Regions from separate parts of the Homo sapiens genome. Here region 1 is linked to region 2. A link is a loop called in an ENCODE intact Hi-C map of the cell type or tissue named here. Cell type or tissue: MCF 10A. All regions are shown on one strand. Each heading gives the region's core, and the rest is flanking DNA. Links, peaks and the distances in the headings are about the cores only.

Evidence for each region. A loop is a pair of places that touch in the nucleus more often than their neighbours do. Peaks named below come from ENCODE experiments on the same cell type or tissue, not always from the same donor. Only the 100,000 strongest peaks of a DNase experiment are listed, where the experiment ranks them.
Region 1: a loop joins it to region 2, with 9 times the contacts of the local background. A loop is called at or near these places in 1 of 110 quality-filtered maps.

What each region holds. Positions count from the first base shown.
Region 1 is chr4:13,729,075-13,737,194 of GRCh38, forward strand. All of the region lies in intron 2 of LINC01182 (long intergenic non-protein coding RNA 1182), which reads left to right. Among named protein-coding and RNA genes, the nearest start is that of LINC01182, 78 kb to the left of the region's middle. In MCF 10A, for the core only: no CTCF peak of the experiment used is centred there; no DNase peak of the experiment used is centred there.
Region 2 is chr4:14,304,854-14,312,973 of GRCh38, forward strand. No RefSeq gene overlaps it. Among named protein-coding and RNA genes, the nearest start is that of LINC01085, 200 kb to the left of the region's middle. In MCF 10A, for the core only: no CTCF peak of the experiment used is centred there; a DNase peak (open chromatin) is centred at 3,578.

The sequences.
Region 1 (8,120 bases), core at 1,644-5,643, 580 kb before region 2:
CGCTGGTGCTGCAAGACTCTGGCAGGAGTAGAGCATCAAATTGCATTTGAGTGCAATTTAAAAAACTCTCACTTAGGTAGCCACTAACACTCACAGTTCCTTGGTGTAATGGCTGCTTCTTTCTTCCCTCTTTCCTTCATCTTTTCTCTTACTGTTTTATTTTCCCCATTTCCCTACCAAAAATTATTATCTAAGATATTATTTTTGACCCAGCAACCCCATCGCTGGGTATATATCTAAAAGAAGATAAATCATTTTTCCAAAAAGATACATGCACTCATATGTTCATCCCAGCAGTATTCATAATAGCAAAGACATGGAATCAACCTTCATGCCCATCAGTGGTGGATTAGATAAGGAAAATGTGGTACATATAAACCATGGAATACTATGCGGCCATCCAAAGGAATGAAATCATGTCCTTTTCAGCAACATGGATGCAGCTGGAGGCCATTATCCTAAGTGAATTAATGCAGAAACAGGAAACCAAATACCACATATTCCCACTTATAAGTGGGAACTAAACATTGAGTACTTATGCACATAAAGATGGCAACAATAGACACTGAAGACTACTAGAGGTAGAAGGGAGGGCAGGAAGGAGAAAGGTTTGGAGGACTAACTATTGGGTACTATGCTTACCACCTGGGTGACGGGATCAATCATACCCCGAATCTCAGCATCACACAATATACCCATGTAATAAATGTGCACATGTACCCCTGAATCTAAGATAAAAATTGAAATTATAAACCAAGAATTTTCCTGTCCTTCTCTTTTCTTTATTTTTGTTTTAATTTTTTTTTTTTTTTTGAGGCAGGTTCTTGCTCTGTCACCCAGGCTGGAGTGCAGTGGTGTGATCATGGTTCACTGCAGTCTCTGCCTCCTGGGCTCAAGTGATCCTGCCTCCGACCTCAGCCTCCTGAGAAGCTGGACCACAGGCATGTGCCACCACACCTGGCTAATTTTTTGAATTTTTTTTTTTTTTTTAGAGACAAGCTTCCACTATGTTGTCCAGGTCTCAAATTCCTGGGCTCAAGCAATCCCCCAGCCCTGGCCTCCCAAAGTGCTGGGATTACAGGCATGAACTATTGTACCTGGCCTAAGATATTAGTTTCTAAAACAAGGCCGTGCTGAATCTGGGGGTCTCCTCTAGCCTTTGATCTGGTCAAGAAAGGACATCATTCCTTACTTCAAGATCCTTTGCCCAGGGCCCAGCTCATGGTGGGCTGATCAGTACCAAACTGTGGAATAAATGAATGAATGATACTGTCTCTTTCACAGGATGTTTTGTATTTTGTAAAGCCTTATATACTTTATAAGACATTTTCACTGACACCATCTTCATAACATGTGAGATAAAATATGTTGTTGTTTTCCCAGTGTGTTGGTTCAAGAAGCAGGAGTTAGGATGGTATTAAGTATGCAAGGGATTGATTAGAAAAACCACTCTCGAGGGGAAACAGTGAAGAAACATGGAGACTGGAATAAGAGCCATGATATAGGTCTTATTCATGGGGAGCAGAGAGGCAAGAAGTTCGAGTGGGGAAAGTACTAGATTGCCATGCAGTGTGAAGAAAGTTTTAGCAAAGCTGGTGGAGAGTTGGGTCAGAGCTGCTGATCAGAGGAGTTCTCTGTTTCCTAGAAATGCACCTACCTCTTTCAGAAGTGTCCCTGCCACACACGGACTTTAGCTGGGAGCTGCTGGTGGTGCCTATGTGGTAACTGATCTCATACAGTAAGGCTGGGATTCTTGGTCAATTCTGCTTCATGTAGTGGGAGTTCTCAGAGGTGCATTCTCATGGCCACCACACCCTATTTGTAGGTAAGGAAACTGAGAGCCAGAGAGGATAAGAGACATTCTCAAGAGACTCCAAGTGAGTGGCAGAGTGGGGATTAATGCCCAGCTCCTGAATCCTAACCCATGTTCTCTCTTTGCATACACTGCAGCTTCACTTGTGCAGCTAAGTCCCCCTCCCCATCTGATCTGTGGTGTTTGGTGGGTGTGATGGTTAATATTGAGTGTCAACTTGATTGGATTGCAGGATGCAAAATATTATTCCTGGGTGTGTCTGTGAGGGTGTTGCCAAGGGAGATTAACATTTGAGTCAGTAGACTAGGACAGGCAGACCCACCCTCAATCTAGGTGGGCCCCATCTGATCAGCTGGCAGTGTGGCTAGAATAAAGCAGGCAGAAGAATGTGGAAGGACTAGACTGCTGAGTCCTCCAGCCTACATCTTTCTCCCTTGCTGGATACTTCCTGCCCTCAAACATCAGACTCCAAGTTCTTCAGCTTTTGGATTTTTAGACTTACACCAGTGGCTTGCCGGGGACTTTCAGGCCTTTGGTCACAGACTGGAGGTTGCACTGTCAGCTTCCCTACTTTTGAGATTTTGGGACTTAGACTGGCTTCCTTGCTCCTCAGCTTGCAGATGGCCTATTGTGGGACTTCACCTGTGATTGTGTGAGTCAAGTCTTCTAATAAACTCCCCTTCATATATACGTCTATCCTATTAGTTCTGTCCCTTTAGAGAACCCCTACTAATACAGTGGGAAAGCCTAAACACTGGCTGGACAAAACACCCAGCAGAGATAAGAGAAGAGGCAGGGGGTGGGGTTTCTGTCACTCATGGTAGGAAGCAGAGGATGAGGCTGGAAGGCAAAGATTAAATGTCTCATTCCAGGGTGGCAGTGTGTAAGAAACTCACTCTCTTGGAATTAAAATATTCCATAAGTAAGATAAAACCTTTTGAGAATTCAATAGCAGATTTTGCTCCAGAGAATCCCATAAACTCCTTGAAGGTAGATATATTCTTGGCTGTTCTTCCACAGCTGTATTTACTGCATCTTGACAGTGCTTGGCACAAACACATGGCATATATATATGTGTCTGTCTTTGTTGAGTGAATGAATGTTAATTAACTTTAGCCTGGGAAGAGGCCTCAGAGAACATCCAATGTATTTTAGAATATAAAGAGAATGAGACATTGAATAATTATTAGTCACACCTCGGAGGGAAAAAGAACCTGTGATCCTTGACTCCCTTCCCTGGGGGTCTGTTTCCCTCCCACCCAGGGCATCCCTGGGTCAGGGGCTCTTCTGTGTCAATGCAGTAGGCACATTGATGCTGAATCTCTAGCATCTTTTACCAAAAGGAAGATGCTTCATCTGTCCATTTTTTTGAATTTAAACCCAAATGTGGTGAGAAGATCAAAATAGAATTCTCAGATAAGGATGAGTGGAGAGAACAATGAATTGTTTCAAGAAAAACAATGCATAACATTTCAATGATGAGACCAATATTTTGAGACTATTCTGGGAAACCCCAGCTGATTGACAGTAGATAACAGATAATTTATTAGCTGTCATTTGTATTTTTTTGAAAACACCAGCCTTTAGGGGTAGTCTGGCAGGGTTAGGTATGAATTCATCCATCCATCTGGTCAGACTTTTTGAGCACCAACTCTGTACCAGACACTGTGCTAGGCTCCGAAGATGATCAGCAAACAAGACCATATTCCTTCTCTTACAGAGTAGAAAATCTAGTGGGAGAGACAGGCAGTAAATGCACACACACAATAAATTTACAGAGTTGCAAATGTTTTACAGAAAAATACCCAGGGGGATGGGAAGTTAGGATAACCATGTGGTGATGGGAGGAATCTGAGACAGGGATTTGGCTTGAGATCAGAATGACAAGGGGTTACCTCTGTGAGGTGAGTCTGAGGTCAAGGGTTTCAGGGAGAAGAGAAAGCAGGTGCACAAGCCCTGAGGCCCCTCGCAAGACTCTCGGTGTTTGGGGAGCAGAAGAAAAGATCTTATGGAAGAAGCACAGTGTCAGGGAGATGGTAGACGTAAGGTCAGAGAGGTTGGCAGGGCATGCCCCTGGGGGATCTTGTTTGGATTAGACCTTAATCGTGTCTAGAAGCCATTTTGTTCTTTTTTTTTTTTTTTTTTTTTTTTTTGAGACAGAGTCTCGCTCTGTCGCCCAGGCTGGAGTGCAGTGGCCCGATCTCGGCTCACTGCAAGCTCCGCCTCCCGGGTTCAACGCCATTCTCCTGCCTTAGCCTCCCGAGTAGCTGGGACTACAGGCACCCGCCACCACGCCCGGCTATTTATTTTGTATTTTTAGTAGAGACAGGGTTTCACCGTGTTAGCCAGGATGGTCTCGCTCTCCTGTCCTCCTAATCCGCCTGCCTCGGCCTTCCGAAGTGCTGGGATTACAGGTGTGAGCCACCGCGCCCGGCCAATTTTGTTCTTACTATATGCCACAGACTTTTAAGCAGGACAGTGTTGTGATCTGAACTATATTAAGCAAATGAAACTAGGAAAGTCGGAAGGCAGTCCTGGCAGGAGGAAGAGTCTGTTGACAGAAGCCAGTTAGTTGAGTGTCATGGGGGTTTGAGCTGAGCTGGATGGACAAGCTGCAAATAGCTAGGTGAACAATACAGACAGAGATTCTGGGGGGCTGAAGAACCGCATGTGCAAGGCAGATGGGCCTGGGGTTGAGGACATGGTCTATCTGGGGGCTCGCAGAGTTTGCAATGGCTGGAGTATAGGCTGTGCACTGGGGAGCAGTGAGACATGTAAAATAAGGAGGGTGATCACTTCACCAAACTATTGAGGAAGAGCTTGAGAAAACAGCCGCTTTTCCTCTCCATGCCTCAGTTTCCTCTTCAGTAAAATAGGGGGGTGGTATTGCAATACCATCACTAAGATCGCTTCCATTCTGCATTTCCCAAAAAATCCAGGTTGTGAGTCCTGATTGAAAAGTATTGTTTCTGTGATGTCTCAATGTTGGGGTTTCACTATGTGGGTTTTTATGCCTCCAGGTGCTGGGAACACACATTGAGAAGTCAGAAAAAATAAATGAATCATGGAAATAGGCATTGATGATATACCAAGTGTTGAAAGCCCTTTTCATGGGAAATACAAAACAGGCTGTAATAGGAGACACCTGGTACAGCCTGTTTACTTCCTGTTTTCCCATCCTTATCAGAGCTCAATCTCCCATGAACCCATGAGGTCTCTCCTTAGCGTTCTGAACACACAGAAATTCCTTCTGTGGAAAACACCAGAGGCCAAGAAATAATGATTACCAAATTGTGTTTTTGTTCTTACTATATGCCAGATGCTGGCCTAAGCAGTTTACTTGTAGCAACTCGTGATCTGCAAAGCTCTGTTATGTTGGTGATATTATCTTCCCCATTTTACAGATAGAAAAGTGAAGACCAAAGAGATTAAGTAATTGCTCCAGGCCATGTGACCTTTCTATAGCTGTTAACAGTTGAGATGGAGCAAAAAGCACATGAGACTTAGCCTTCAGAGACTTGGGCTCTGCCAGTTGGCAGTGTATGACCTTGACCTTCAAGATACTTCATACTCATTGTCCATTGATTTCCTCATCTGTGAAGTGGGAATTGCACTAGCTATGTTGTGAGCATTGAGGTAAAGTATACAATTTATATTATTATAAAGTACCTGATACAATAAATGTTAGTTCTCTCCACAAATGAAGATACTTTATAAAACTCTATTATACAAAATAATTAATACAACCCCTCTGAATATTTCTAGGCAATTAACTTGGTTTTGTGCAAAATTGCATTTAATGTGAAGATATTGGTATTGTAGGAGAATTCTTCAGGCTTTTGATTTCCACATATGTGTGGAGGGAAGCCTGGAGGTAAATATTTCCTCTGGAGATTGGAGTGAGCCAGAACTTTGAATGAGTTGATACTAATTTCAGGCAATGTTTTCTTTTACTTTATGAAGTCAACACAGAATAAATAAACTAAATATTTATTAAGTACTGGGTTCTGTTCTAGGTGCTTTGGGAAAAGAGATGGTGCCTGGGGATGCACCTGACTGTTCAGTTCCTGGAGGAGCTTCTCATCATCTAGTGCTGTGATTGGAAGGGGTGGGCCTTCCGCTGGAGACACAGGAAGGAGGCTGTCTCAGCAAATCTGCTGTGTGTGTGTGCATGTGAGAGAAAGACACACATACACACACACACACACACACACAGAGAGAAAGAGAGAGAGGGAGAGAGAAATTGTTTTTATGTTACTCAAAAAGTCCTGGATTAGCGAATGTTGAGAAACTCTGGCCTGGACAAAGAGATCTGTGAGAGAAGAAATGAATCAGCGAGTTTGTGAGAAATTATACGTAGTTTTTATTCAGATTATAAATGGGTAATCAAACATTAGTCAGGGGGCTTCTGGGTCTGGGTGAGCCAGTTTAAGCTGTCTAAAGGCAGTGATTTGCTATCTTATGCCCTCTTTTTATAACAAATATTACATAACACTTTCTTCACTTTACTGAAAAGGTAATACAACCCACCTATAATATAGTTTCAAAACCAAATCCACAAAATTCCCTAACATAACAAAAGGAAAGTAATTTAAGAGAAAGTAATATCTGTAATATTTTAGTATGGAAATGTTCAGATGTGGCTACACTAGACAGACAATGATAATCCAACTCTTCTATCTGAGATGGCTCCTGGACACCTCTGGGCCTTGGTGGCTGCTGGCTGCAGTGCCTCAGTCTTTCTCTAAGTGGCTTTTCTCTGCATGTGATATTGCACTCTTCAATGGCTTAGCCCCAGCTTTTTTCCAGGCCAGCTGTCTAAGAGAGTAAAACAGGTGCTCCAAGGCTTTTAAGTTCTAGGCTTGAAGTCACAAAGCATCAGTTCTGCTGCATTTTATTGATGAAAGCAAGTCACAGGGCCAGTCCAGAATATTCAAGCGAGGAGGTGGGTGAGAAATAGATTCTGCTTCTTGATAGGGGGAGAGATTGTCAAAGTCATATTGCAAATGGGCACGTGGAATAAGAAATCATTGTTATTTATGTGGAGACAACATATCATAGTGAGAAGAGCCCTGAAAAGTAAAAATAAAAAAATTGATCTATTAAATCCTTCCTACATGCCTGGCATGGTATTAGGCTCTTACATGTTACTTTAAGTAAACCTTTCAGCAACCTTATGAGGTAGGTATGATTGTTATCCCTACTTTACAGATAAAAGAACTGAATTTCAAAAAGGTGAAGTAACTAACCATGATCACACAGTCAATAAGGGGCTGAGTTGGGAAGCAAACCCATCTCTGACTACCAAACTTGTGGTCTTATCCATGGTCCATGTGTTTGTAGCAGCTACCTAGAGCAGAGGGAAATATGTTTTCTGAATAGAAGAAAGGGACTGGCTTGAGCGTTGGATAGATCCAGGGACTGGACACAGAAGATGTTCAATCCTCTGTTAGTAGAGAGTCATAGTCATCTACTTGATGCTTTTCAGTTTAGGGGGATAGAGGAATAAGTCCAAGTTTTGGTCTGTGAACTTGTTCCCACCCGGTGGGTCAGTAAAAGAGGCATTGATAATATTTTAAGTCTGTCTATTTTAACACCGGTGAGACATTCAGATCTTCACCCTTACAGAAAAAGTGTGGATCTGGAGTGTGAGTCCTTTGAAGAATGGTCATATTATGCAGTTCACAGGAATAATTGCCAACTGACCCAGGGAAAGAAAAGAAAATAGCATCAGAATGACAGATGAGGCATATGTGCGCTGGCTCAACTGGGAAGGGAGAGATCCTGCTAGGAACAATTCATGGCCTGGTATGATCTTAAGGAGGGAACAAGCTAAAACATTCCTGATCCTTTTGATCATTGTCCATGATCAGGCAAAGTTAATCTACTTAAATTTTTTTGTTTTTGTTTTTGAGACAGGGACTCTCTCTCTCACCCAGGCTGGAGTGCAGTGGTGCAAACACTGCTCACTGCAGCCTTGACCTCCTGAACTCAAGTGATCCTTCTGCCTCAGCCTCCTGTGCAGCTGGGACCACAGGTGCATGCCACCATACTTGGCTAAAGCAAGATTAATATTTATGGAGGTGTGAGACTCAAGTCATAGTTGATATTTGTTATTTGAATTGACTTAGAAAATATAACAGAATAAACTATCTCAGTCCTGAGTGACCCTCAGCTCTGCATTTCTTGAAGGTTCTGGTTAAGAGCATGGAGAATCTCCTCAACATCATAGTATGAAAGCTGATTCTGATTTTTTATTCACATTTTTATTGTGGCCCTGATTTGTGAAAGGTCTTTCCAGAAAACA
Region 2 (8,120 bases), core at 1,657-5,656:
TATATCTGGAATTCCTACAACTCAACAGTAAAATAAATCTCAAGAAATAACAGCAAAAAACCTGTTAATCTAATCAAAACTGAGCTAAAGGAGTAAATAAACATTTTTCCAAAGAGTACATATAAATGTACAATAGATATATGAAAAAATGCTCAACATCACAAATTATCAGGGAATGCAAATCAAAATCATAACGAAGTATCACCTTATACCTGTCAAGATGGCTATCTTAAAAAAAAATGTTGATAAGCATATGGCTAAATTGGAGCCCTTGCATATTTTTGGTAGGAATGCAAAATGGTAAAGTCACTCTGGGAAACAATGTGGAGGTTTCTTAAAAATTTTAAATAGAACTACCAAATGATCTAACAATCCAATTGTTTGGTATTTATCTAAAGTAATTGAAATCAGGATATCAAAGAAGTATTCGTGTTCCTATATCCATTACAATAACCAAGATGTGGAAATAATCAACATGTCTATTGATGAATGGATAAACAAAATGTGGTATGTACATACATTGTGTGTGTGTTTATACACAGACATACACTATTGCATTTCAGCAGACTGGAAACAATAAAAGTGCTCATCAGTGAGATATTAGTTAAATCACCTGGAATGGAATAAAATACAATGGAATACTATTTAGCTTTGAAAAAGAATGGAATTCTGTAATATGTGATAACATGGGTGAATCTTGAGGACATTATGCTAAGTGAAATAAGCCAGTCACAAAAGGACAAATACTACATAATTCCACTTATATGAAGTACCTAAAATAGTCATTATAGAATGAAAGAATGCAACGGGGTTGCCAGGGGCTGGAGGAAGGGAAAATGGATTATTACTAATCAATGGGCATAAAGTTTCAGTCAATCAAGGTATTTAAGCTCTAGAGATCTATTGTATAACATTGTACCTATTGTCAATAATAATGCATTCAACACTTAAAAAACTTTAAGGGGTAGATCTCATGTTAAGTGTTCCTTCCACAATAAAAGAAAAAGAATGGCTCTATGAAGAGTTGGGCTTTGAGTTCAGACACTGAGCTCTGAATGTCACAAGTCAGCCAGCCATGAGACAGCACCGGGGTAGAGCTTCTCACAAAAGGAAACAGAATATGCAAAGACTCCAAGAAGAATCAAGCTGTGCTTATTCCAGGAATTAAAAAAAAAAAAAAAAAAAAAGGAAGAAGAGGACAAAGAGGCAGCAAAACAGGCCATGGAAAAGAGAGGAGAAAAAGGCCTGTGTGGTCAGGACAGAGTGAGAAGAGGAAGTGAGATAAGGTTAGGTCCACAGTCTTTTTTTTTTTTTTTGAGACAGAGTCTCGCTCTGTCACCCAGGCTGGAGTGCAGTGGCGTGATCTCAGCTCACGGCAAGCTCCACCTCCCAGGTTCACGCCATTCTCCTGCCTCAGCCTCCCGAGTAGCTGGGACTACAGGCACCCGCCACCATACCTGGCTAATTTTTTGTATTTTTAGTAGAAATGGGGTTTCACCGTGTTAGCCAGGATGGTCTCGATCTCCTGACCTTGTAATCTGCCCACCTTGGCCTCCCAAAGTGCTGGGATTACAGGCATGAGCCACAGCACCCGGCCGGGTCCACAGTCATTAAGTAGAGCCTGATAGGTCATAGTAAAAATTTAAAGTTTTTTTTCAGTCATGACAGAAAGCCATGGACTGTTCTTAGATGGAAGCATGGCATGGCGTGATTTACTTTTTAATTTTATTTTTTAAAATGTTTTGTTTGTTTGTTTTTTGAGACGCAGTCTTGCTCTGTTGACCAGGCTGGAGTGCAGTGGCACAATCTAGGCTCACTGCAACCTCCGCCTCCCGGGTTCAAGCAATTCTCCTGCCTCAACTTCCCCAGTACCTGGGATTACAGGCGTATGCCACCATGTCTGGCCACTTTTTGTGATTTTAGTAGAGACGAGGTTTCACCATGTTGGCCAGGCTGGTCTTGAACTCTCAACCTCGTGATCCGCCCACCTTGGCCTCCCAAAGTGCTGGGATTACAGGTGTGAGCCACAGTGCCTGGCTGATTTACCTTTTATAAAGACCACTGGACTGCCATATGGAGAAGGGAGTGTAGTAGAAAGATGGGAGGACAGCATGGAGAAAAATGCCATTGCCCAGGTGACAGTGGTTGAGACAAGAGTGTCTGGAGTGGAGATAGAGTGGAGTGAACTGATTTTGCAAAAAGTTTTCAGCTAGACTCACTTGGATTCACTGATGGACTGGATGTGACAGCATGTGGAGTGAGGAACAAGAGGGTAATTCTAGGATGATTCTTAAGAGTAATGGGATCAACTCCTGTATGTAACAGAACTGAAGAGAACACACTTGCGTTTAACATAGTTAGGGAAGTGTAGTCAAAAGGTACTAAGGCTATACATAACCCAGAGATCAACGTGTACAGAGCAATAGTAATAATAATCACCTTTTATTGAATAAGTATTATTATGCTAATTTTACAAATTAGGAAAATAAATGACGCTAAATGTGGTTAAATATTTTGTCCAAGGTCACATGGTGAGACACTATAGTCTGCTTCTAGGAAGTTTTCATGAAATGGTGGCTGGAAGGCCATGTTTGCTCACTGCTCATTGCCACTTCTCCCGTGGATTCCTTATTCTTCTTTCTGTCTCTCCTCTCTGGTCTATGCCCCTCTTTGTTCCAGTTGGCCTTAGTCACAGACCACTACTCCTTTGCCTAGATTTCCCCCCAAACACGATTCACAGAAGGCATTCACACAGGAGAATTTTACAAGAGATTTGGATGCAGTGGCAGATGTGAGGTAGAAGGAAATAACGCATAACTCATAATTGAATATCAAATATTAAGTAGTTCTGCTATTTAAAAATGCTCTTGATTACACCTGCCATAGGTAATTCTCAATTGCCACTTTCTTTTATAATTTTTTTTGTTCCCTGGCTTTAAACTTTCACCTTCATTTTTCTCTAGACCGCTGCACCTCCTTTCTTATTGGACACTTCTTTAATACCAGGAATCTTCTATAGCCCTGATACAGGACGGTTTAATGATCTCCGTGTCACTCTGGCACATTTTGACTTTGTCTCCAAACACGTCTATTATGGTGAGCTCTTGTGTAAGACAGATTTTTTTTTTTCTCCTGAAATCGGCTTTGAACATCATGAGTTTGCTCCCTGTCGTATCTTCTCTCACTGGTTTTTCCTTCTTCCTTTCTCATTTACCATCTGTTTTTATTATACACAAACATAAATAAATATCTTCTTGGAAAAAATTGAATTGGTCCTTTGATAATCGCCTTGAGACTGTGTTTTTATTGCTCCTACTGTTCTATCCAGAAAGCTGAGCTTTTATGTCTGTGACTGAAGGTAAGACTTCAGCCTTCATCAAGTCAGTGAAAAATAGACTTGTGAAAGTCACACACCTTCTTTGTGAGTTGCAACCCTGCCAAGCCAATGTGAATCACCTGCCAAGTTTAATATGTCAGGTTGGGACATGTCTGTCCTTTGGTTTTATGCTCTTTCCAGTAAGGCTGGCAGTTTCATTATATTTATAAAGTTGTGTACATATTATAAGTACATGCCAGTCTTTACCCTACTCACTTTCATCTTTGGCCTTCCCACTTGCTAGTCTTTTCTATTCTTGGAAACCAGATAAGTCTTCCTCTGTCACAACTATGATTTTCCTGCTTCTAAATTAAGAACTTTTCACAATTCACCTACTGAACATGGAGCCTGCAGACTTGGCATCACATCTTGGCTCCTTGACCCAGAATCTGTGTGAACTTGGGCAAGTTACTTACATCATCAAGTTTAGTGTCAATCTCTGTAAAATGGTTACATTTCTTATCTCACAGGCTAATCATTAAGATTTATTTGGAAGTGTGTGAAAGAGTTTGTAAACTCCAATACGCGATTTGATATAAGTTGCAAATCTCCTTCTATGATGAAACTTAATCTTTTAGTCTGTTCTTCTTTTTTTTAGACAGAGTCTTGCTCTGTTGCCAGGCTGGAGTGCAGTGGCGCGATCTCAGCTCACTGCCACCTTCCCCTCCCGGGTTCAAGCGATATGGATCCTGTCATTCATAAACCATATGATCTTGGAAGAGTTGCCCCACCTTATTGAATATCAATCTCAGTGCCAACAAAATGGTTACTCTTATAAACATGCCCACCGCCAGTGTTAATTTAAAAATTATACAAAGTAGTTATAAGTAATAAAAATGTAGCAAAGGACAAAGTTAAGCTTTGTATTTTTTCAGAAGTTTCACCGTGCCTAGCAAAGTCTTGGATATGTAAAAACACATCCAAAGCAGAATTCACTACTTTTCTTGCTAAGCCACTATTATATTCTTACTTTCTGCAAATAGTCTCAATTTCTTAATGGTAGAAACAACTAGGATGTTTTTCACTCTTTCCTCTCCTTCACAGCCTGTCAGTAACCAAGCCCTATTGATTCTACTGATTAAATAGCTTTGAAATCCTCCCACTCTCTGCTGCAGCCTTTTTTAATTTAGATTTTCTAATTTTATTTTCTGGAAGACGGCATCAGCCTTCTCTCTGGTCTTTCCAATTTCAATTTATTTTCATTGTGTTATTCCATCTATCACTTGGTTACCAGAATAGGTATTCTTAAATTGAAATCTAATAGGACTTCATCCTGGCTCAAAGGTGTGCTATACTTTAAACATGGCTTTAGAAACAAACTGCCTGAGAACTGCCACTTAGTATCTTTGTGAGCTCAGTGGAATTATCTCTCAGTTCCTCAATCGACTCATGTGGTGACCATGAGTATGTGCCTCTCAGATCTCTGGCTGCAGGGAATCACAGGACTTCTCTCATAGCTGTCTCTGGCATGAAGATTTCCCATTGACCTTGTGGAACTTCCTCTGACCGTATTGCAGTTTTAAAATCTTCCACTCAACAGTTCTTCCTTTCTTACTCCTTCACAAAGGATAGACCTGCACTATGGTCTGACCTGCTCTCCTGGCCTCCGCTGGATCCCACTTCATTCTCCCTCACAGGTATTTTCCCTGATAAATCGCTTGCATATCTAACCTCTCAACATTTGCTTCTTGAAGAACCTGGATCAACCTACTTCATCTGTAAAATTGATATAATAATGGTATCTATGTTATAGGACTATAAGAAAGACGAAACATAATATAGCTATAAAGTGCTTTCAAAAGTTTCCAATGTCTACTAGGTGCTATAAAATTGTTTGCTACTATTAGCATCGTTATTAATTTGCTACTCAACATAGCATACACTTGCATGAAGTATAGCATACACTGTCACGTTTTCATCATTAGTCAGTTTCTTTTAAATATATATAATCCCCTCTGCCAAAAAAAAAAAAAAAAAAAAAAAAACCCACTCCCTTTTCATTCCAACCATGGAAAGTCATAATGACCTTTCAGGGTACAGCTCTGAATTCATCATCTATGAAATGCCTTTTCTAACTCACTTCCCTTTTCTTCCTACAGTCCCATGTATACCATCCTCCTACAACTTTTATTAACACTAATCTCATTGTGGGGCCACTGATTATTGGTTGCTACCTCCAATGCTTGAGTCCTTCAAGGACTTAGATTTTTATCACTTTTTTTTGTATGTGTTTGTAGTACTTTGCACAATACCTGGCACATTTTAGAGGCCAATAACATATTTTTTTTAATTTCTGAGAAAATGGATGTTAGCACATATGCATTGTATTGATTTAGTAGCAATGCAGGAATAAAATGAGCCACAATAGCACTCAAGCTGGAACAGCTGAACTTTCTTTGCTTGAGTAGAATCTAGAACACTCAAAACTTCTCAAAATTTTCAGCATCAGCCTGTGACTCAAAGACTAAGGTTTTTGAAATCCAAGTTAAATAGCTGTCCTTGGTTTTCGTGGGGAGGCACTGCTAATGAAAACTAGATGCTATTCTTCATAAATCACTTTGTCCTTCTACAAGTTCCTTTGGGCTCTAACAGGCTGTAATTCTAAGCCAAATTCAAGCAGAAGCTACTGAAAATTGAACATTGCTCCTAGTTTCATGGTTTTTATCTTGTTCCTTTAATAAATAATTGAATAAAGACAATCCTGAGGAAAAAAAAAGGGCTGAAAGAGTACGGTTCCTTGACATCTGTTCAAATCTTGTGCCTCATTTTCATATCCAGCTGATTATTTTTAGTCTGTGTTTCCACAGACCTGGTTATCTTCTTACTCTAATACTCATAAATGAACAATGATAATGACAACAAAACTTTCCATTTGTGTTTATTTATTAAACAAATTTTTTTGATCACCTGCACTGTTCTAAGCACTGAAGAAATAGTAACAAACAAAACAGACAAAAATAAAACAAAACAAATACACAAAGGCTCACCTGCCTTTATGGAGCTCACATACCAGGAGGGTGAGATAGATAACAAATAAATAAATGCGTAAGATGTTATATGGTGATTAGTATTGTGGAGAAAGGTAGGAAAAAAAAGCAGCAAGAGAATATAAAGTCCTCAGGGTCCAGGGAGTGTAAACTTTTAAAATAGGGAAAAATAGAGAAAGCCTTACTGGGAAGAAGACATTTGAAGAAGTACCTGATATAGATGAAAGGATGAAGCAGAAGGTATCTCAAGAATGGCATATCAGACAGAAAATACTAAGTCTTTGAGATGGAGTACGTCTAGAACATTTCAGGAACATCAAGAAACCAAGGTAGTGGGAACAGGAATCTCTAAAAGAAGAAAGTGGTAGCAGATGAGGTCAGAGAGATAACAGGGAGCTAGGCTTAGGTCATGGTGAGGTTGCTGGATTATACCCTGTGTGAGATGAAGACATACTAGAGGTCTTTGAATATATTTTTAGAGATTTCTGTGTACACATCTTGAATGAAGACCTTTATATTATACCATGTCCTCAGTAGGAATAACACACAGGGCCAGGAACCAAGAGATGGAAGCAGGTATGGCTCTCTTACTATAATTCCCAATGACCCACTCAGAAAATTTGAGCTTCCTGTACATGCAATGCTATGCTGTGCAATATTACAAGTCCTCATCTTCAAAAGGGGAACATTCCCTCAAGGGACCAAAGCAAGGGTTAGATATGGAGCTATGGCTATGCCCGGGCACTTTAGGTTCCTACTGTCTAGGGATCATAGGGAAAAAGAAGACTCATTTTCTAAAGCTAAAATGGAGTATGTTTGGTGCCCACATGATCCACTAGCCCAGTGGTGTTGACAAATGCACAAGTACCAAAATTCTGGCCTGAGAAGAGCATAGTAAGAAACTATGGGGCTCATATTCCTCCAAAGCAGGGTCTGGGCTTTGCCATAGGTAAGCCTCCAAGTTCAGCATAGGTGCCAGCTACAGGTAAAGGTGATATAGGTTAAGTCATGGAGAATGGATATAATGAGTTTCATCTGTGGTCCTAAGACTAACTGCATGGGAAGAATTGTAGCTCTTCTCACTAACATTACTCTTTTAATTTACCTCTCAGGAACCTAGGAGATGTTATACCCAAATGAATATAAAAAGGTGAATGTGAGCGGCACAAGGGGTGGACTTCAGAAGAAATAGTGATGAATCCCCAAGATGTCCTTCTTGGGAAAAACATATTGCCTTAGCTTCTGGAGGTGCTGAGGTCATAGCCTTCAGGTGTCAGAACCTTCAAGTCTTGTCTCAAGAGATCCATCTTGCTCAAAGTCATCCTCTTCCCAGGGCAATCTATTAATAATGGCTGGTTGAGGTGGGGTCTGTGAAGGTCCAGCTATTTCAGCCTAAGAAAGGAAAACATTAGGGGCCATTTTATTACCAGAGGCTCCTGTGGGTTGACTTGAGGTTATAAAGCCTACATCTCAACTCAACATCTCCCTCTGCCTGATCCTACTTTCTTTCCACAGCTGTTGATGATGACAAGGGCACTCCATAATAAATATTCTTCTTGATGAACTCTGTCTCGGAGTCTACTTCCTAAAGAACCACTCTTTCAGGGAAGGAGGTGCCTACTGTCTCATGAATGGCTCTTTTGTTCTGTTGACCACCGAGATTCATTCCAATAGTCAAATCTTAGAGATGCATGGGTGAATTTGGGTTAGAGAAATCTCAATTGGCCCAGCTTAAAATAGTGAGAAAATGTGAGACT